Linked DNA regions of Homo sapiens: region 2 is linked to region 1. The links are chromatin loops, found by intact Hi-C in ENCODE. Cell type or tissue: HepG2. All regions are shown on one strand. Links, peaks and the distances in the headings refer to the core of each region. The heading gives the core; the rest is flanking DNA.

The links. Hi-C counts contacts between places; a loop is a spot of excess contacts. Peaks named below come from ENCODE experiments on the same cell type or tissue, not always from the same donor. Only the 100,000 strongest peaks of a DNase experiment are listed, where the experiment ranks them.
Region 2: it touches region 1 in a loop (3-fold over the local background); 25 of 110 quality-filtered maps call a loop at or near these places.

What each region holds. Positions count from the first base shown.
Region 1 is chr2:241,090,872-241,098,989 of GRCh38, reverse strand. It overlaps SNED1 (sushi, nidogen and EGF like domains 1), which reads right to left. Exons shown (of 32, transcript NM_001080437.3): 32 at 3,422-7,352. It overlaps MTERF4 (mitochondrial transcription termination factor 4), which reads left to right. Exons shown (of 4, transcript NM_182501.4): 3 at 1,563-1,747; 4 at 2,552-3,419. The coding sequence ends at 2,992. Among named protein-coding and RNA genes, the nearest start is that of MTERF4, 7.4 kb to the left of the region's middle. In HepG2, for the core only: no CTCF peak of the experiment used is centred there; DNase peaks (open chromatin) are centred at 5,284, 5,623 and 6,114; H3K4me3 peaks cover 508 bases.
Region 2 is chr2:241,218,944-241,229,510 of GRCh38, reverse strand. It overlaps ANO7 (anoctamin 7), which reads right to left. Exons shown (of 25, transcript NM_001370694.2): 22 at 6,235-6,325; 23 at 5,730-5,849; 24 at 5,556-5,606; 25 at 3,535-5,414. The coding sequence ends at 5,358. HDLBP (high density lipoprotein binding protein) reads left to right here. Exons shown (of 28, transcript NM_005336.6): 28 at 1-2,220. It overlaps LOC105376810 (a long non-coding RNA gene), which reads right to left and starts at 2,832. Exons shown (of 2, transcript XR_001739176.3): 1 at 2,744-2,832; 2 at 279-2,619. RefSeq lists enhancers at 4,531-5,491, 5,613-5,782, 10,475-10,567 and a cis regulatory region at 5,697. In HepG2, for the core only: a CTCF peak has its summit at 5,343; DNase peaks (open chromatin) are centred at 4,770, 5,170 and 5,740; H3K4me3 peaks cover 769 bases.

The DNA.
Region 1 (8,118 bases), core at 3,503-7,502:
TGGAGAGGACTGTATAATTTGGCTTGGAGGTGAGGAATAGGAGTGGCTTTCTGTGCAGAATACATTTTGAGAGGGAAGGAGGAGGAGTTAAGACTAGAAGAAAAAATTGAGTGCCAGGGCAGAGACTCTTGTCTGCCTTGTTCACCGTGGGATCTTCAGCACCTAGTGCAGTGGTGGGCATATGGTATGTGTTCAGTGGGTTGATGCTGATAATGTGATGTTGATAAATATGTGTACATATAGCATTTGATGTTTAAATCAACATGAAATGGTCTTAGTGCTCTGTCTCTGTGATGTGATGTCAAACCAACATCTCTTGTAAAGACTTAGATTCTAGTCGAGTGTTTAGATTTACTCTGGAACATGAGAGATCTGGCCAGGTTCCTGGGATACTCGTGGAGTGGCCTTCCCTTCTATTTATCCCCCACTCCTGCCCCCAACAATATTCACATCTCAAGGATGCTCAAAGTTCCTTGAATCTCTTTAAGGGCCTTCTGGAGGAGTTGGGGGTCTCCAAGGACCCTTACCCACTTTGACCAGAGGAGTTCCACTATTATTTCTTTGCATTATTGACTCTTCCTGGTAAGATGTTTTTTGAGGCAGTGGTAGAAGGTTTAGGATCCACCATTTCACAGCATCTCTACAGGCCTCCTTCTCTAGAAGATAAGAAAAAGGTAGCCTTGTATATTTTTCTTAACAGATTCTTACAGTGTAATCTAAAAGTCTAAATATATTATGTGTGGTGGTGATTAATTAGCAAACTCAGCACAGCCTTAAGAAATGAAGATAAACCTAAACTGAAATTCCTCACATATTAAGATAATCACTAACTCAAATGTTAGGAAAATTTTAATTAACAGTTTAAATAGTTGACTTTAAGTTTCCCATTACTGAATTTTGCTCAGCTATCCCTAGGAAGGCCTGGAATAGTCCCAGTTTACACCAGTTAGTGCGGTTTTAATAGGGCCTCTTTCACTCAAGGTGCCCTGGCTTGGAGAAGATATATGGTGACCCTGGTAACCAGGACGTCAGCATTGGTGTTGTGTGTCCTCATGATTACTATTATTGTTATTACTGTTATGATGACGATGGTGATGGAACTCCTTTTCATTGAGTTCAGCTTGAGAATGTTAGTTGTGAATGCTTCAATGACTATTTTATTATAGAAGGAAACATCAACCCAAACCAGCAATATGGAGGAAACTACTCTCCCATATTACTCTCTGATCTTTCCAGTAAATGCCTGGGAAATTCTTTTCCAAGTGAGGAGGGCAAGAGGAGACCCAAAATACAAAGTTGGCACCTTTCAGGTGGGAGGCCAGAATAAAGCAGGAATATAGGGAGGGAAGGATGGTGAGTCTGAGGAGTGTCAGGAAGTCAGTGGGGAGATGTATCATTTCCATGGTGCTTCTGGGAAGATAGATCTGAAATTGCCACTTGCTCTGTGGAAGGAGAGGATCCTTGTTTGTTTTTAAATGTGGACTTAAATTGGGTGCAGCTAGCTCCTTGAGTTTCTGGAGTATCCTGAAATTATATGCTTGCCTTTTTTGAATGTTCTGCAGGGAAATTAAAGAGGGTGCTTTACTGTTGCCCTGAAATTTTCACCATGCGCCAGCAGGACATTAACGACACTGTCAGGCTTCTCAAGGAGAAGTGCCTTTTCACGGTACAGCAAGTCACCAAGATTTTGCACAGTTGCCCCTCTGTTCTTCGAGAGGACCTGGGTCAACTGGAATACAAGTTTCAGGTGAGAATGACTGATAGCGTGATTAGCGTAGTTTCAGGTGAGAATGACTGGTAATGGGATTAGCGTAGTTTCAGGTGAGAATGACTGGTACCGTGATTAGTGTAGTAACAGCAAGTTTCTCAGGTTTTTCAAATGTAGTGAAGGTCAGTTATATGGATAAGAAGCCTCGGACACCTCATATTTGAGTGGAGGAAGTGAAAGACTAGATTCTCTGCATACATCAGCCAAAGAGAAATCTTTAATTTCTTTACTACAGATCAAACCTATTCTTCAACTTTTCTGCCATTAATAATGAATGATCCAGTCCTATTCTTAGAGTCTAAGTGGGGACTCTGAAATAGCTAATTTTAAAATAGCTGAAACCTTCCTGTCCTTAGAATCTATTTTGCATGTTGATTTTGAAAATGTAATTTTAACAGTTGTCCGATTTTTTGGTAATAATTATGACAACTTAGGTCGAATTTCTAGATGTTTTCTGAATGTTTTGCCTATTCTTTCCATATTCATCCTTTTCCTTCCCCATTTAAAGAAAAATACCACCTCTTCCTTCTGCCCCTTCTCCCTCCTGCCCCTTTTCCCTCCCACCCCTTTATTTCCTGCTCCATGTTTCTCAGGATGAATTTGAAAGTGTTTTGAAACTGCTGGCTGTCACACAAATGTCAGTATCCTAGACTGGGTATTCGCTGTTGTCAATTAGGCAATTCTTTTTGAATCCTTTTGTACAACTTAAGTTTTTATGGTTTATAGAATGATAGGTTTCAATACTCTGTATCTGGGACTCCTAAGTGTGTTTGTGTCTTCCAGTATGCATACTTCAGGATGGGAATTAAGCATCCAGACATTGTAAAGAGTGAGTACTTGCAGTATTCACTAACCAAGATTAAGCAGAGACACATTTACCTGGAGCGCCTGGGACGGTACCAAACCCCTGATAAGAAGGGGCAGACACAGATCCCTAACCCATTGCTCAAGGACATTCTCAGAGTTTCAGAAGCTGAGTTTTTGGCCAGGACAGCCTGTACTTCTGTTGAGGAGTTTCAAGTTTTTAAGAAGCTCCTGGCTCGGGAGGAGGAGGAGTCTGAGAGCAGCACATCTGATGACAAAAGGGCAAGTCTGGATGAGGATGAGGATGACGATGATGAGGAGGACAATGATGAGGATGACAATGATGAGGATGACGATGATGAGGACGACGACGAGGCGGAGGACAATGATGAGGATGAGGACGACGACGAGGAGGAATAGCTGTGATGGAAGGACTAGAGCGAAAGGGCCCAGAGATATCAAGGAAGCTTTTCATTCTCTTAAAGCTTTTGGGTCCTTTACTTGAATCTTCTCAAGTTATTTTTTATTCTAAAACTGGTCTCTTGATGAAAAAAATTATAAGTCACCTGAGAGGCAGACAGATCAAACCAAACAGGAAACAGGAAATGCATGTTTGATCTGTTGTCACGTGTCTGTGGGGAGGGCCCTGTCCCATCCTGAATAAGATACTTATGTTGAGCTATTCACATCAAGGGGACTCAATATATCAACAATTGGTTTTATTTTTTTCTCTTTTGAATATGTTGGTGATAATTCCGTGACAGTTGGAAGATGGGGTTCATTCTTCCGGTTCAGGAATCACTATGTATTTCCTTCTTGTGATAAAAATAAAATTACGAGAAGGCAATGTGAGGTTTTAGTACATCATAGCACTTTATTTTATGAAAACATGTAGCAGATTTTCCACAAAAATGCTTATTTTTAATCCAAAAGTATATTGCTTCATAATGGTATTCAGTGCACAGCAGAGTAAAAGAAGTTAATTCATGATGTACTGGTTAATTTTGCATGGCTTCTTAAGGCCAGCAAAATGCTGGCAGTTTTCTTTATCTTTGTGAAGAACAGGCCCTTCCTGTTTGGGGAAGTTGGCTTTTATGTCAGCTCTTGGCCAGTGGTCACTTCCAAGCCTGGTGTCTCCGGCCCTGTAGTCTGTAGTGCCAGACTGTGCTGGCCTGGAGAGTGCTGGGGCAGGTGGAGGCCAGGGAATGGTCCCATACAGTTATCTCCCCTGCCCTGGTTACAGACAGCTTCGAGAACCAGAGGAGAAGAGCATAGGGTCATGGAGCAGGTGGGCTGAAGCCAGGGCCACAGGGAGCAATCCGTGACCCCCCAAGGTGGGTGTGGGGGGGGGGGGGGGCGTGTCACCTTAGGGAACTCAATGAGTCCGAAGAACAATTTGAAATGTTGGGAAAAGAGAAGAGGAATTTGATGTCAGCCGGGGTGATCCCTGAGATAGAGGCCTGTCTCTGATGGCATGAGCTCTAAGAGGGTCCTGGAGGATTGGTACATCCTAGAACATTCCAGTTAGCCCTCTTTTAGGGGAAACTGGCATAGGATTGATGCAGAAGGCATTTTTGATGATGGGACCAAAATTCAAGTCTCCTTGGTAGCATTCTAGGATCAACTAGATCCTAGGATCTGGTAGATTGTAGGATTCTAGTGGGTAGAGGCCAGGGGTGCTGTGAAACATCCTGCAGTGCACAGGATGGTCCCACAAGAGAGGATGATCCGGCCCAGAATGTCAGTGCTGAGCCTGAGAAACTCATCTAAGGCCTGGTCCACAACAGTAATGTGACTGTTCACTCGTGACAACTTCAGATGGTAAATGGACTTAGGATCGTATTATTTTATTTAAAAGAAAAATAAGGAGCTGGTTTTTCAGCCGGGTTCCTTTCCCCTATGCACTGGAATACCCCTGGTAGGTGTGAGCTGCATGCAATTGTGGGGATTCAGCACTGAAATCTAGGTGCTTTTGTTTTCTCCAGCAGCCTCGTCTTACAGCGTGACTGCAAAGAAAAAGACTTTTGTTTTGCAAAAGAAAAGCAGCTCGGTGACTCCGTCCACATCGCCACAGTTGAGTCAGATGGCAGTGGCAGTCCTTTGCCAGTGGAAGGAGTTCCTGCTAAGGGGAGGTGCAGGAGGTGAGCTGATACCTGAGTGGGGCCCTTGCCTGTTGGGTTCTCTACTGGAGGACAGTGGGCACAGCAAAGATTCCCTTACTTGTACCTGGCAGCCCACACGCAATGGGGAAAAGGGAGAGTTTGTCTTTATTGCCTTGCTTGGCCATAGGCAAAACTGTTTGGAAATGAGACATTTCACTGTGCCAGTGTTTTCATTTTCTCTTCCATTGTGGCATCCCGGTCACTGCCACCCTCCCTAGAACCTAGGCTGTTGTTGTACCCAGTCGGAGGACTAAGTAGAATCCTCAGTCTGCACTTGGTTAGATGATCAGTCCATCCCGGTTTCATTAGCAGATGGGTAATTCAGCAACTCAGGATTGCTTCTTTCATTTTGATACAGAAATCTTTATGCTCCTGACAGTTTTCTGATTCTATTATTACTAATTTCCTTGGGTGGACTTTGAGTATTTTCAAGGAAGCCATTTGAGTTTTTAAAAGAAGCCACATGGGAAAAGCTGTGGTGGCCTCTTTGGAATGTTTCAAGAACGAACTGTAATTCCTGAGCACCAGGAAGTCTTTTTACTTGATATTTAATGTGGAAAACATCCCAATGGGCAAGTCCTGTGACAGCACTTGGGACTCAGGAGCCAGTTCTTGTTGACACAAGGCTTCTAAGCTAACACTGGAGCATATTAGCATTTGCTGTGTGGCACCAAGCTTGGGACTCAGGAGCCAGTTCTTGTTGACACAAGGCTTCTAAGCTAACACTGGAGCATATTAGCATTTGCTGTGTGGCACCAAGCTTGGGACTCAGGAGCCAGTTCTTGTTGACACAAGGCTTCTAAGCTAACACTGGAGCATATTAGCATTTGCTGTGTGGCTGAGGGGCTTGAGGTCCTAGTAGGGAGTAGAAAGTTTCCTAGTAGGATTCACCTACTTTTCCAGTGATATCACTCGATCTTAGCATCTGCTAGTAATGCTGTAGCTTACATGGACAAACAGTGACAGGTCCCAGGGCGGCAGGAAGTCCGCAGTACGCGTTTGTGAACGTGGTTTCTCTCAGTTCACCCAGTGACCCTTCGCTGAGCTCGAGACCCTTCATTGAGCTCCACCTTCTGCTCTCAAGTGGGTCTGGAGCCTGGGGAACAGCTCGGGAGTACAGGTGAAACTTCGCGAATTGCCTGTTCCTTCTTTCTGAAAATGACAAATTGCAGAATACACAGACACATGCACATGAAATTTTAATAAAGATAAAAAGCCTAAAATATACTCTAACTCTTCAAAAAACATTTTTATGAAAGAGGAAAGGAAGGAGGCCCTCTTTGTGGCTGGAATGCTGGCTCTGAGCAGAGTCAGGGTGACGCGGCAGGGCGCTGGCTTTCCAGCTGGGTCAGCGGTCGTGAGGCTCAACACGAGAGGAGGTGGGGTGGCTGCTTTGGTTGTAACATTAGCAGGGGGAAGACAGCTGCTTAGAAGCATGGTGGGAAGCAGATGTGGTGAAGTGCCGTACTGTTCTGCTTACAAAGATGGGGATGTCTAAGATCGTGTTTACTACCTGATAGCCTAAAACAGTATCACTTGAGTCATGGACTAAAAGGAACCTTAAACATTGTCCAGCCCAGCCCAGGTGTCCATCTCTGTTGCACTGAGACTTGTAAGGCGTCCTTGCTGCTTCGTGGCAGTGTGCCTTAGCTTTCCAAGCAGGGGTCTGAATAGCTTTTTCCATGAAAATTCAGGGGTCTTTCTTTGATACCCTTGTGACTTGTCATTCAGGGGATGGCTTCCACTGTTTAAGGCTGAAGCCTAGGTGATCTCATAGAACAGGGTTCACCAAATAAGGCCCATGGGCCAATTTGGCCACCACCTGTTATTGTAAATAAGTTTTTATTGGAACATAGCCGCAGCCATTCAATGACATGCCTGTGGCTGTGTCTGCGCTACTGTAGCCACAGGGACCTCTGGTCTGCAAAGCTGAAAACGTTTACCGTCTGACCCTTGATAGAGAAAGGCTGCCAGTCGCGCCGTTGTCTAAAAAAGTCTGAACTCCACCTTAGTGTTAACTAGTCCATAGGATGGCTCGTCGACCTGCACGAGCGTCATAAACACGCTGGAGGACCAGAGCAGGGGCGGCTGTGTCTGCAACCCGGCTTTCCTTCTGACATCACCTGGTCTCTGCCCTTCAGCCCCTGCCCCCGTCTCTGTTTTGGAAGTGGTCCATCACAGTTCCTTCTCAATTTGTTGGGCCTCGAAGGGAGAATTCTTTCTCTGGCTTTGGAGTCTAAGAACAGGTTTCTGCATACTGCAGAAGCGTGGCTGACTGACAGCCTCACTGATTCCGGGGAATGGCGAGCTGTCATCTCATCCGCAGAGACACAGACTACACCTTCAGGAACTGCAGCTTGGGTGAGGGCACAGGCTGCTTAAACGCATCGCAGGACTCACAGGTGGTTGGTCCCAGAGGGGTCTCTCAGGGTGGGCTGGTGTGTGCACAGGCCTGGCCATCTGTCCTCTAGAGGCCTGAGGAGAGAGGTCACAGAGGGGACTGACTCCAGCTAGGACCTTTTCTCAGGGTGTCCTTTTTCATCCAGTTTTTAGACCTCATCTTCCTGGGTGTTAGAAACTCGTGAGGTTGGTGGAGTGTAACAAGAACGTCTTAAATCCTTTGAAGAAAAAACAAAGTGAAGCATGAGGAGAATGACAGGCATTCCCACTCCTCTTTAAATGGGCTGCTTCCTGCTTCTCTTAGTGGCCCTCAGGGCCTCTGTCACCCAGAGGACCCCACGTTCTTAGAGCACCAGGATTCTACCATATGGCAGTGCACACGGGGAGGACCCCGCGTTCTTAGAGCACCAGGATTCTACCATATGGCAGTGCACACGGGGAGGGGCAGCCTCCACCGACTACATCCCCATCTTTAGGAACATGTGGGCTCAGCATTGCAACTTTTAAATGTGAAATCACAGCCTGTTCCTCTTCCCTGCCCTCCTCCTTCCGGTAACGACTCTGGGTCTTTTCTCCAAGGGCACAGCTGTGTCAGGTTGCTCTGGGTTGAAATGAATTCTCGTGTTGTTCTTGGATGGGTGTCTGGGTGCGTGTGTTTCTGTTTCCTGCTTTTTTGTGTGTTGTCTCCATTATTTCAAGAATAGGTATTCTATAAGTCAGTATTTGATAATTAGTTGGGGGTTTCTGATTTGTTTTTATGGGAGTGGATGTGCTAGGCAAGCATTTAAAAAGATACATTAATATTTCAGGTGACTTACCACCGTATAAATATCTCAAACCCAAATTATGTTTGTGGATTCTTAATCCTAGTACAGTTAGGCACTGCACGATGAAGGACCGCGCGCATGACAGTGGTCCCATGAGATTACAGTGGAGCTGAGGTCATAGCCATCGTACAGAATTCTTTTTTCTTTTTTTTTTTTT
Region 2 (10,567 bases), core at 3,661-7,660, 130 kb before region 1:
CCGTAAATTGTTGACGCTCTTCCCCCTTCCCGAGGTCCCGCAGGGAGCCTAGCGCCTGGCTGTGTGTGCGGCCGCTCCTCCAGGCCTGGCCGTGCCCGCTCAGGACCTGCTCCACTGTTTAACACTAAACCAAGGTCATGAGCATTCGTGCTAAGATAACAGACTCCAGCTCCTGGTCCACCCGGCATGTCAGTCAGCACTCTGGCCTTCATCACGAGAGCTCCGCAGCCGTGGCTAGGATTCCACTTCCTGTGTCATGACCTCAGGAAATAAACGTCCTTGACTTTATAAAAGCCAAACGTTTGCCCTCTTCCTTTCCCACCTCCCTCCTGCCAGTTTCCCTTGGTCCAGACAGTCCTGTTTGTGGAGTGCAATCAGCCTCCTCCAGCTGCCAGAGCGCCTCAGCACAGGTGTCAGGGTGCAAGGAAGACCTGGCAATGGACAGCAGGAGGCAGGTTCCTGGAGCTGGGGGGTGACCTGAGAGGCAGAGGGTGACGGGTTCTCAGGCAGTCCTGATTTTACCTGCCGTGGGGTCTGAAAGCACCAAGGGTCCCTGCCCCTACCTCCACTGCCAGACCCTCAGCCTGAGGTCTGGTGAGTGGAGCCTGGAGGCAAGGTGGTAGGCACCATCTGGGTCCCCTGTGGCCGTCACAGTGTCTGCTGTGATTGAGATGCGCACAGGTTGGGGGAGGTAGGGCCTTACGCTTGTCCTCAGTGGGGGCAGTTTGCCTTAGATGACAGCTGGGCTCTTCTTCACACCACCTGCAGCCCCTCCCTGCCCCTGCCCTAGCTGCTGTGTGTTCAGTTGCCTTCTTTCTACCTCAGCCGGCGTGGAGTGGTCTCTGTGCAGTTAGTGCCACCCCACACACCCGTCTCTTGATTGAGATGTTTCTGGTGGTTATGGGTTTCCCGTGGAGCTGGGGGTGGGCGCCGTGTACCTAAGCTGGAGGCTGGCGCTCTCCCTCAGCACAGGTGGGTCAGTGGCCAGCAGGCCCATCTGGAGTGGGAGTGGGCACTTCCACCCCGCCCACAGGCCATCCGGCTGTGCAGGCCAGCCCCTAGGAGCAGGTCCCGGGTGACTGGCAGTTTTCACGGTCTAGGGCCGAGACGATGGCATGGGGCCTAGAGCATGAGGTAGAGCAGAATGCAGACCACGCCGCTGGATGCCGAGAGACCCTGCTCTCCGAGGGAGGCATCTGTGTCATGCTGTGAGGGCTGAGGACGGGGCCCTAGTCTCTGGTTTTCTGGTCTTAACATCCTTATCTGTGTCCGCCACGGAGGTGACTGAGCTGCTAGCGAGTTGTCCTGTCCCAGGTACTTGAGTTTTGGAAAAGCTGACTCACGCCCATCCATCTCACAGCCCTTCCCTGGGGACAGTCGCTTCCGCCTTGACACCTCACTCTCAGTTGAATAACTCAAGCTTGGTCATCTTCAGACTCGAATTCTTGAGTAGACCCAGACGGCTTAGCCCAAGTCTAGTTGCAGCTGCCTCGGCAAGTCCCCATTTGCTCAGGCAGCCCTGAATGGGCCTGTTTACAGGAATGGTAAATTGGGATTGGAAGGAATATAGCTTCCAGCTTCATAGGCTAGGGTGACCACGGCTTAGGAAACAGGGAAAGAAAGCAAGGCCCTTTTCCTGCCTTTCCCGGGATCTGTCTACTCCACCTCCACGGGGGAGGCCAGTGGGGAAGGGCTGTCACCTCTTCCCCATCTGCATGAGTTCTGGAACTCTGTCCTGTTGGCTGCTTGCTTCCAGCTCCCCCCAATCTCCATCGCAGCGGGTTCCTCCTGTCTTTTCTACAGTGTCATAAAACATCCTGCCCCTACCCTCTCCCAAAGGTCAATTTTAATTCTCACCAAGTTTTGCACATCTCTGTATGTCGCTTGATGTCTTAGACGCGAGCCCTTTCCTAAACTGTTCAGCGCTCTCTTTTCCTTTGGGTGGTTGTTGCAAGGGTGATGACATGACTGTCCCCAGGCCTGTCTCCCTGAAGCGTCTGTGCTGTCAGGACAGCCCTGGGCAGAGATGAGGCAGGGGTGAGGCGTGCGTGTGCTTTTCCTCCTTGTTGGATGTCTTCCATATCATCTGTTTCCATAGCTACAATCCATCCCTTGGCCTTAACTTTGGAATTTGGAGATTATATGCAAACATGTGTAAAGGCTCATGAATATGGATGACACTGGAATTTTATAAATTCTAAAATAAAACCCGAAACCAGATGTAGCATGCTGGGACTCATTTTGTCACGCTGCCGCCTGTGTGTTCTCTTTCTCGTCACCCTGGAGTGGTGACTGGCATCTGTGGGTAGTTCGTCTTTGGTGTGATTTTCTCAGCAGTTCTCAACACTGTGTTCAACGGCCCCTCGGGAGCCACACTGAGGGAGACCCAGGTGTGGTCATGGCAAGAGGGTGGCTGCCTGTCCCTGTCCTCTGGCTGCCAGACAGTCAGCAGTTGCCCTGCAGCCCTCATTGAGGGTGGACAACCGTCCTTGTGGAGCAGCACCTGCCACTCCCTTTTAGGACTCTGCCAGCCTCAGTGGCATTCCTGGCACCCTGGACCCGGCCTGTGAGTTATGACGAGCTGAGTTGGGTGGTGGGGGGTGCGGGCGGAGGCCTCGGCTGGAGGAGGAGGAGGGAGGGGCGTTGAGTGGGAGGAGCCACCCCAGTCACCTGAGTGGCAGGAGATAACGGGAAGAGTCAAGAGGGAATAGGTGTTCCTGCTGCTGACTGGGCTGGTCCCCACCTGGGAAGACGGGTATGGCAGTTCCTCTTAAAGCCAAACATGTTGGCCGGGTACGGTGGCTCACGCCTGTAATCCCAGCACTTTGGGAAGCCGAGGTGGGCGGATCACGAGGTCAGGAGATCAAGACCATCCTGGCTAACACGGTGAAACCCCGTCTCTATTAAAAATGCAAAAAATTAGCTGGGTGTGGTGGCGGGCGCCTGTAGTCCCAGCTACTCGGGAGGCTGAGGCAGGAGAATGGCGTGAACCCGGGAGGCAGAGCTTGCAGTGAGCCGAGATCGTACCACTGCACTCCAGCCTGGGTGACAGAGCGAGACTCCATCTCAAAAAAAAAAAAATGCCGAACATGTTTATCCCTGACCCAGCAGTTCTGTTGGGCCCTAAATATGCAACCCACAGCAAAGCACACAACTGCAAAATGACCCTAAGCCAAACACGAAGCAGCCCAGCAGCCAGGAGGGGCTGAGATGGATGCTCGGCACGGATGGAGCTCGCGCAATGTCCCACGGCAGACGCCAAATGCAAAGTCCCCAGTTCCATCTCTGCTTGGTGGCTAAGGTGGTGGCTACTCTGGATGGGAAAGGGTCACAGGCAGGGTAGGGCGCATGTGGGCATCAGGGCCCTGGATGGGAGAGGGTCACAGGGTAGGGCGCACGTGGGCATCGGGGAGCTTCCACGTCGGGTGATGTGGAACTTGCCTTTTACCCACGTGCTGGTTACAACAGTTTGTTCACCTGGAAGCCTGTATGAACTGAGCATTTTCGTACGTTTCAATAAATTCACCTTAAAACTTTGGAGTTTAAGACAGCAACAATAAAAAGCAACCAGCTGGAAGGAAGTACACGTGGGTTTGTAGTAAGCATTGTGCTGAGCGAAAGCACACGTGGAATGGCTGAGCTCCCCATCTGTGTAAAGTTTCCAAGGTTCCCGCCCCGGGCCGTGTGTGCTGTCCGCCATGCTCCGGCCGGTGGTGTCCAGCCCCAGGGCGCTGTGAGCCTGCATCCCTGCCGGAAGAGCCCTTCCATGGAGGCAGGGCACAGTGCTCCTAAGAGGCAGGTGAACAAGTAGCAAATCCTCAAGAAATGCTACAAGCAAGCACGCCGCCCTCAGGCCAGGCATCACGGTGGGTGAAATAGAACGCAGGCGAGGATGTTCAGAAAGAGGCCTTTTCTGTGGAGTAAGTTTGGCAGTACTCATCAAAGCACATTAAAACCACATATTCTTTTTGTGTGTGTGTGTTCCCGAGACGGAGTCTTGCTCTGTCGCCCAGGCTGTAGTGCAGTGTTGAGATCTCAGCTCACTACAACCTCCGCCTCCCGGGTTCAAACGATTCTCCTGCCTCAGCCTCCCAAATAGCTGGGATTACAGATGCCCGCCACCACACCCAGAATAATTTTTGCATTTTTAGTAAAGACAGGGTTTCACCATGTTGGACAGGCTAGTCCCGAACTCCTGACCTTGTAATCCTCCTGCCTCAGCCTCCCAAAGTCCTGGGATTACAGGTGTGAGCCACCACGCTCAGCTAAAAACCACATATTCTTTTTGACACTTAAGTTCCACTTGTAGAACTCCAAGGACATCAATACAGATGAGCACAGATCCATTTTTTAGCAAGCAGACGGCCACACTGGGATTGCTGCGGGGTAGCAAGTTAGCCAGGGGAAGCTTCATGTGGCTCCCCAGCACAGGGCAGAACTGCACGTCACATTATGATCCAGCGTGGAAAACAATTATGTATGAACACAAACTTCTGGGGGAAGAGCCACCAGATGTTACAGGTATACACGTTTCCTCCTCTCATCCCAAAACCTCCCCCATTTGGGTGCTTGCTGGGTACTAGGCCCCAAGGAACAGAGGTAAAAACAGCAAGAGGGGCCCTGGGCCAGGGGCCAGGAGCTGGGAGAGGGAGGGAAGTTGGGCAAGGATCAAAAGGACACATGTAATTGCTGCAGAATGCAAGTAAAGCGGCACTGTCAGAGGCTGCCTGTAGTGGCTAGGGGGAAAGCAGAGCCTGATTCAAGAAACAGAAGAATCCAGAGGACCCAGATAACTGGGAATGGAGGGAGGGGTTCAACAGACCTTTGCTGTGGCCTGGGACACAGAGCTGCAGGGTCCGAGAGCTGGGGCATGTGGGTGATGTCCCTGCGCAAACAGGGCAGGAAGGGGCGGGTGGGTCCAGAGGACACGAGGGAGAACGGCCCTGCGCTCTGAAACATTCGAAGGTCACCAGGTGTAAGAGGAGAGGGCGATGTGGCCAGGGGCGGCGAGGACCACAAAGCCCACCTGCCTGAGGAGAACTGTCGTGTCCAGGGGCCTGGGGAGGCCACCGAGGGACAGGGTCCCTTGGGTGCAGGGGCCCCTTGGGCTTATGTCTGGGAGCAGGAAACAAAGAGGGCCTTGTGAGCTGACGGTCCCTCCCTGCCGGGGATGGAGTGACAGGCGCTCTGAGGAGAGAAGCCGGCGCTGGGGGGAAGCAGGCAATGTGCCCAGAGATGAGGCACAACAGCAGCCAGCGGTTCACACAGCCGCTGCCTGAGGGAAGAGGAAAAGGACGCTGCTCGCAGGGCTCAGGAGGGGCCACTCCCCTAAGGACCACCAGATGTCCTTCCAGGCGTCACTGCTGCAGCTGGCTGGCCTTGGGAACCGTGAAGGGTGTCCAGTGGGAGCTGAGCTGGGGAGAGGGTTGGGGGCAGGGACAAGTCAGACTAGGGCCAGGAGCAGGCCATGGCCACGAGGCACAGTGGGCGGCTGGGCAGGGCCCTGTGACCTCAGGGAGTGCACGGGGCAGGGGCCTGGCTGCTCCCAGACTTGCCTCTGAGCCCTCGGGCTGCTCATCCTTTGTTCCGTTCGTTCCAAAAAGAACCTGTCCCCAAAAAAGGGCAGCAAGAGGAAGAGGGATGTGACTCAGTGTCCGGAGGTAGAGCAGCCACTGACAAGGATAGGGAGAGGGCTGGGGGGAGGGCCGAGACTGGGCTGTACAGTTCACCTCATTCTCAGCCAGTGCCTGCTTAGCCAGGTAGTACTCCCGCTTCACTTTGATCTCCACAGACTCTGGGATGTCAGGCACCAGGAGGTCCAGGAGGCGGCCAACGGAGAAAACCACATGCTGGGAGCAGAGGAAGGCACTCACGCCCACCCAAACGCCCAGAGTGGCCTTCACAGGGCCAGGCAGGCCGGGGCTCCGGCACCTGCTCCCAGCTGTGGGTGGAGTCAGAAAGCAGCTGTGCAGGAAAAGGAACCCCAGAAGGGGCAGAGGCCACCCCAGCTTTCGTGGCCCTGGGGCTCCTGTGGAGACACCCACAATGTCCACACCACAACCCAGGGATGAGGCCAGGCAGGGAAAACGCAGGTGCAGAGAAGAGCTCTGATTTGACCAAGATGACACAGCAGGAAGTGACGGCACCGACCCCTCACCACGTGCTCGAATTAGGCAAAGCACAGGGTCGGGGCCTCATGCCATGGATGGGAGAACCAGCAGGTGCCTCGGCTACCTCAAACACAATGACGAAGGCCAGGCGGATGGCAAGAAGATTCCAGTAGGTCTGGGAATAATGTCCATCGTCATCCCGGAAAGCCCGATACCTGCAGCAGACACAGGACTCAGTGCGCGCAGCCAGGGCTGAGTGTTGGCTGGGCAGGTGCCTCTGGAATTAGCCTATCTCCCCTTTTTCCACCATTTCGCTCTCTCATCCCATGTTCCTGGCCTGGCTCTTCATCGAGGGTGCCTGAAATGGGAATTCTTCCCAAACAGGATACTCTGACAATACCTTTAACTGGTGGGTTCCAAAGGTGGATGTGCTGGGTTGTCCCCCATTGGGCTAAACTGGACCCTCCCCACCCCCCAGGTGGCAGATGCTTTATTTTCTAGTAGATGTGACAGTCCAGTACGTCTGTGCTTCTACGGATGACTTCAGTCTACTTACACGGTGAAAATCCGCCGATTGCTGACCTCTGTGAGATCAGCAGTTCACCTGCTCAGAGACTGTCCCTGTCCAGCAGAGCCCTCCCTCCCTATCATAAGCTACATTCAGCTTCACTTGCTATTTCAGACTTTGACATCTTCCTGTGTCTCTGTCCCATGGTAAAGATGTGACATTCCATTTTCTAATATAAAGTTACATGTTGCACTCCATGAAAACTATTACCAGGGTCAACTTTGTAGGAAAATAAAAAAAACAAAAAACCAAATATTGCAAGTTAAAAATATAGCCATTGGAAAAAAAATCCCTCAAATGAATGGAATAAACTTTTAAGTGGCCAGACACAGCAGAAGAGAGACTGGGGACTGGGAGACAGTGACGACGAGACCACCCTGCGGCAACACAGAGAGCACACTTGGGGGGAAGCAGGCCACAGCCCAGTGGGAGTTCCAGACGACAATGGACAAGCAGAGAAGCACTGCTGGAAGGAGTAAGATGGAGACATTTCCAGAACTAAACAAAGACGTAACTCTTTCAGCCGGGCGCGGTGGCTCATGCCTGTAATCCCAGCACTTTATTTATTTATTTATTTATTTATTTATTTATTTATTTATGAGACAGAGTCTCGCTCTGTTGCCCAGGCTGGAGTGCAGTGGCGTGATCTTCGCTTACTGCAACCTCCGCCTCCTGGGTTCAAGCGATTCTCCTGCCTCAGCCTCCTGAGTAGCTGGGACTACAGGCCCGTGCCACAATGCCCAGCTAATTTTTTGTATTTTTAGTCAAGACGGGGTTTCACCGTGTTAGCCAGGATGGTCTCAATCTTCTGACTTTGTGATCCACCGGCCTCGGCCTCCCACAGTGCTGGGAATACAGGCATGAGCCCCCGCGCCCGGCCATCCCAGTGCTTTAGAAGGCTGAGACAGGTGGATCACTTGAGGTCAGGAGTTCGAAACTAGCCTGGCCAACATGGTGAAACCTCCGTCTCTACTAAAAATATAAAAGAGTAGCTGGGCATGGTGGCAGGCACCTGTAATCCCAGCTACTCAGGAGGCTGAGGCAGGAGAATCGCTTGAACCTGGGAGGTGGAGGTTGCAGTGAGCCAAAATCATGCCACTGCACTCCAGCCTTGGCGACAAGAGGAAAACTCCATCTCAAAAGAAAAAAAAGAAATAATCCCTTCCCTAGGCCAAGTGCAGTGGCTCAACACTTTGGGAGGCTGAAGTGGGCAGATACCTGAGGTTCGGAGTTTGAGACCAGCCTGGCCAACATGGTGAAACCTTTGTCTCTACTAAAAATACAAAAAAAAAAAAATCATCTGGGTGTGGTAGCGCACGCCTGTAATCCCAGCTACTTGGCAGGCTGATGCACAAGAACCCAGGAGGCGGGGGTTGCAGTGAGCCCAGATCACACCACTGTACTCCAGCCTGGGTGACAGAGCAAGACTCTGTCCCAAAGAAAAAAGAGAATAGGACGGGCGTGAAAGGTGGCTCAGGCCTGTAATCCCAGCACTTTGGGAGGCCGAGGCAGGCGGATCACCTGAGGTCAGGAGTTCAAGACCAGCTTTGCCCACATGGTGAAACCTCATCTCTACTAAATATACAAAAATTAGCTGGGCATGGTGGTGGGCGCCTGTAATCCCAGCTACTTGTGAGGCTGAGGCAGGAGAATCGCTTGAACCCGGGAGGCGGAGGTTGCGTGCAGTGAGCCAAGATCGCGCCATTGCACTCCAGCCTGGGCAACAGAGCAAGACTCCGTCTCAAAAAAATAATAATAAAATAAAATAAATAAAAAAATAAAAATATCATTTTCTTTGATTTGTTTCACCAGCAGGCATCTGTAAAGGTAGTGCTTTTTTCTTTTTTTCTTTTTTTTTTCCTGAGACAGCGTCTCATTCTGTTGCCCAGGCTGGAGTGCAGTGGCGCCATCTCGGCTCACTGCAACCTCCGCCTCCCGAGTTGAAATGATCCTCCTGCCCCAGCCTCCAGAGCAGCTGAGATTACAGGCGTGAACTGCCACAGCCAGGTTTTGTTTGTTGTTCTTGTTTTTCTGAGACGGAGCCTTGCTCTGTTGCCCAGGCTGGAGTGCAGTGGCACAATCTCGGCTCACTGAAAGCTCTGCCTCCTGGATTCACGCCATTCTCCCGCCTCAGCCTCCCGAGTAGCTGGGACTACAGGCGTCCAGCACCACGCCCAGCTAATTTTTGTATTTTTAGTAGAGATGGGGTTTCACGGTGTTAACCAGGATGGTCTTGGCCTCCCAAAGTGCTGGGAACATAGGCATGAGCCACTGTGTGCAGCCTTTTTTTGTATTTTTAACAGGGATGGAGTTTCACCATGTTGGTCAGGCTGGTCTCGAACTCCTGACCTCAAATGATCCACCTGCCTCGGCCTCCCAAAGTGCTGGGATTATAAGCATGAGGTACCATGCCCAGCCAGAAAAATTCTTAAATGCTATGAATGCTTCCAATCAGAAAAGCCAAGTCACAAAAGAATAATATTTCCAAAGAACTGAGAGAAAATAACTCGACCTATACTTTTATATCCGCTATTTGAAGGACAAAAATGCATGGCAATATTATCATACATATGCGTGATACATATTTCTATGCATACATATGTGTATGCATTTCTGCATGTGAAGACCCCACTAACCACATACCTTTACTGAAAGAATTACTAAAGGATATACTTCAGCAAGAAAAAAAAGACTCGGAGAAGGCAATACATAAGAAATTACTGTAACCACAGAAGTTAACAAAATACACAAATAAATTTGATGAACAGATGACTGAAAATGTTTTTTCATGTGTGTTTTTAACAGTAAAACTAAAACTCCATGTAACAATAATAAGATGGAGAGATTGCTGCTTACTAGGTGGTAAGGCATGTGAAGATCCTAGTCATACACAGAGAGAGGAAACAAAACTGAGTTCATTCAGGCTTTGTTAGGATAATATATAGTTTAGAACGTGTGCTAGCCGGGTGTGGTGGCTTGTGCCTGTAATCCCAGTGCTTTGGGAGGCCAGGGCATTGCTTGAGGCCAGGAGTTTGAGACTAGCCTGAGTAACATAACATAGTAAGACCCCATCTCTTTAAAGAAAAAAAAAAAAAAAAAAAGCCAGGCCTGGTGGCACACGCCTGTAGTTCTGGCTTCTCGGGAAGCTGAGGTGGGAGGATTGCTTGAGCCCAGGAAGTCTAGGGTGCAGTGAGCTATAATTGTGGCAGTGCATTCTAGAATGGGATACAGAGCAAGACCCAGTCTCTAAAAAAAAAGAAAAAAGAAAAGAATGTATGCTAAACATATGAGTAACCCCTAAAATAATAGAAATATATGCCATCGGTTCCAAATAAGCAAAAGAATAATAATAAAAAAAACAACCAGAACACTTTTACCCATCCACCAGAAGTCAGGAGAGGAGGAATAAAAAAGATAAAGAATAAAAGGAAAAAGTAAGTATCCATTATGAAGAGATCACAAGTATGAATTCGTACACAACTAAAAAGCTCAAAATACATAGAGCAAAAGCAAAACCTGAGAGAGACCGATATGAAAAGACTGATAACCCTATGGTTTCGTAATTTTACTGCTGAGATTTGCTCCAACATTAGGAGACTATGATGCTTTTCAAGTTTATTGAAACACATGCAAAACTTCATTGTAACCAGATCACAAAGGAAGTCTCCACAACTGCGGGTGAAGTACATCTACCTGCTCTGCAGGTTCTATTATGGTATGAGGCCACCACTTCTCCTGTTGTCCTTCCCAGTTTCTCCCCAACCTCCCCTTTTCCCTAGTTTATAAGACAGGAGAAAAGGAAGAAAGCAAAAAGCTGGAAAGAAACAGAAGATAAATAGCTAGATGACCTTGGCGCCACCACCTGGCCCTGGCGGTTAAAATAACAATA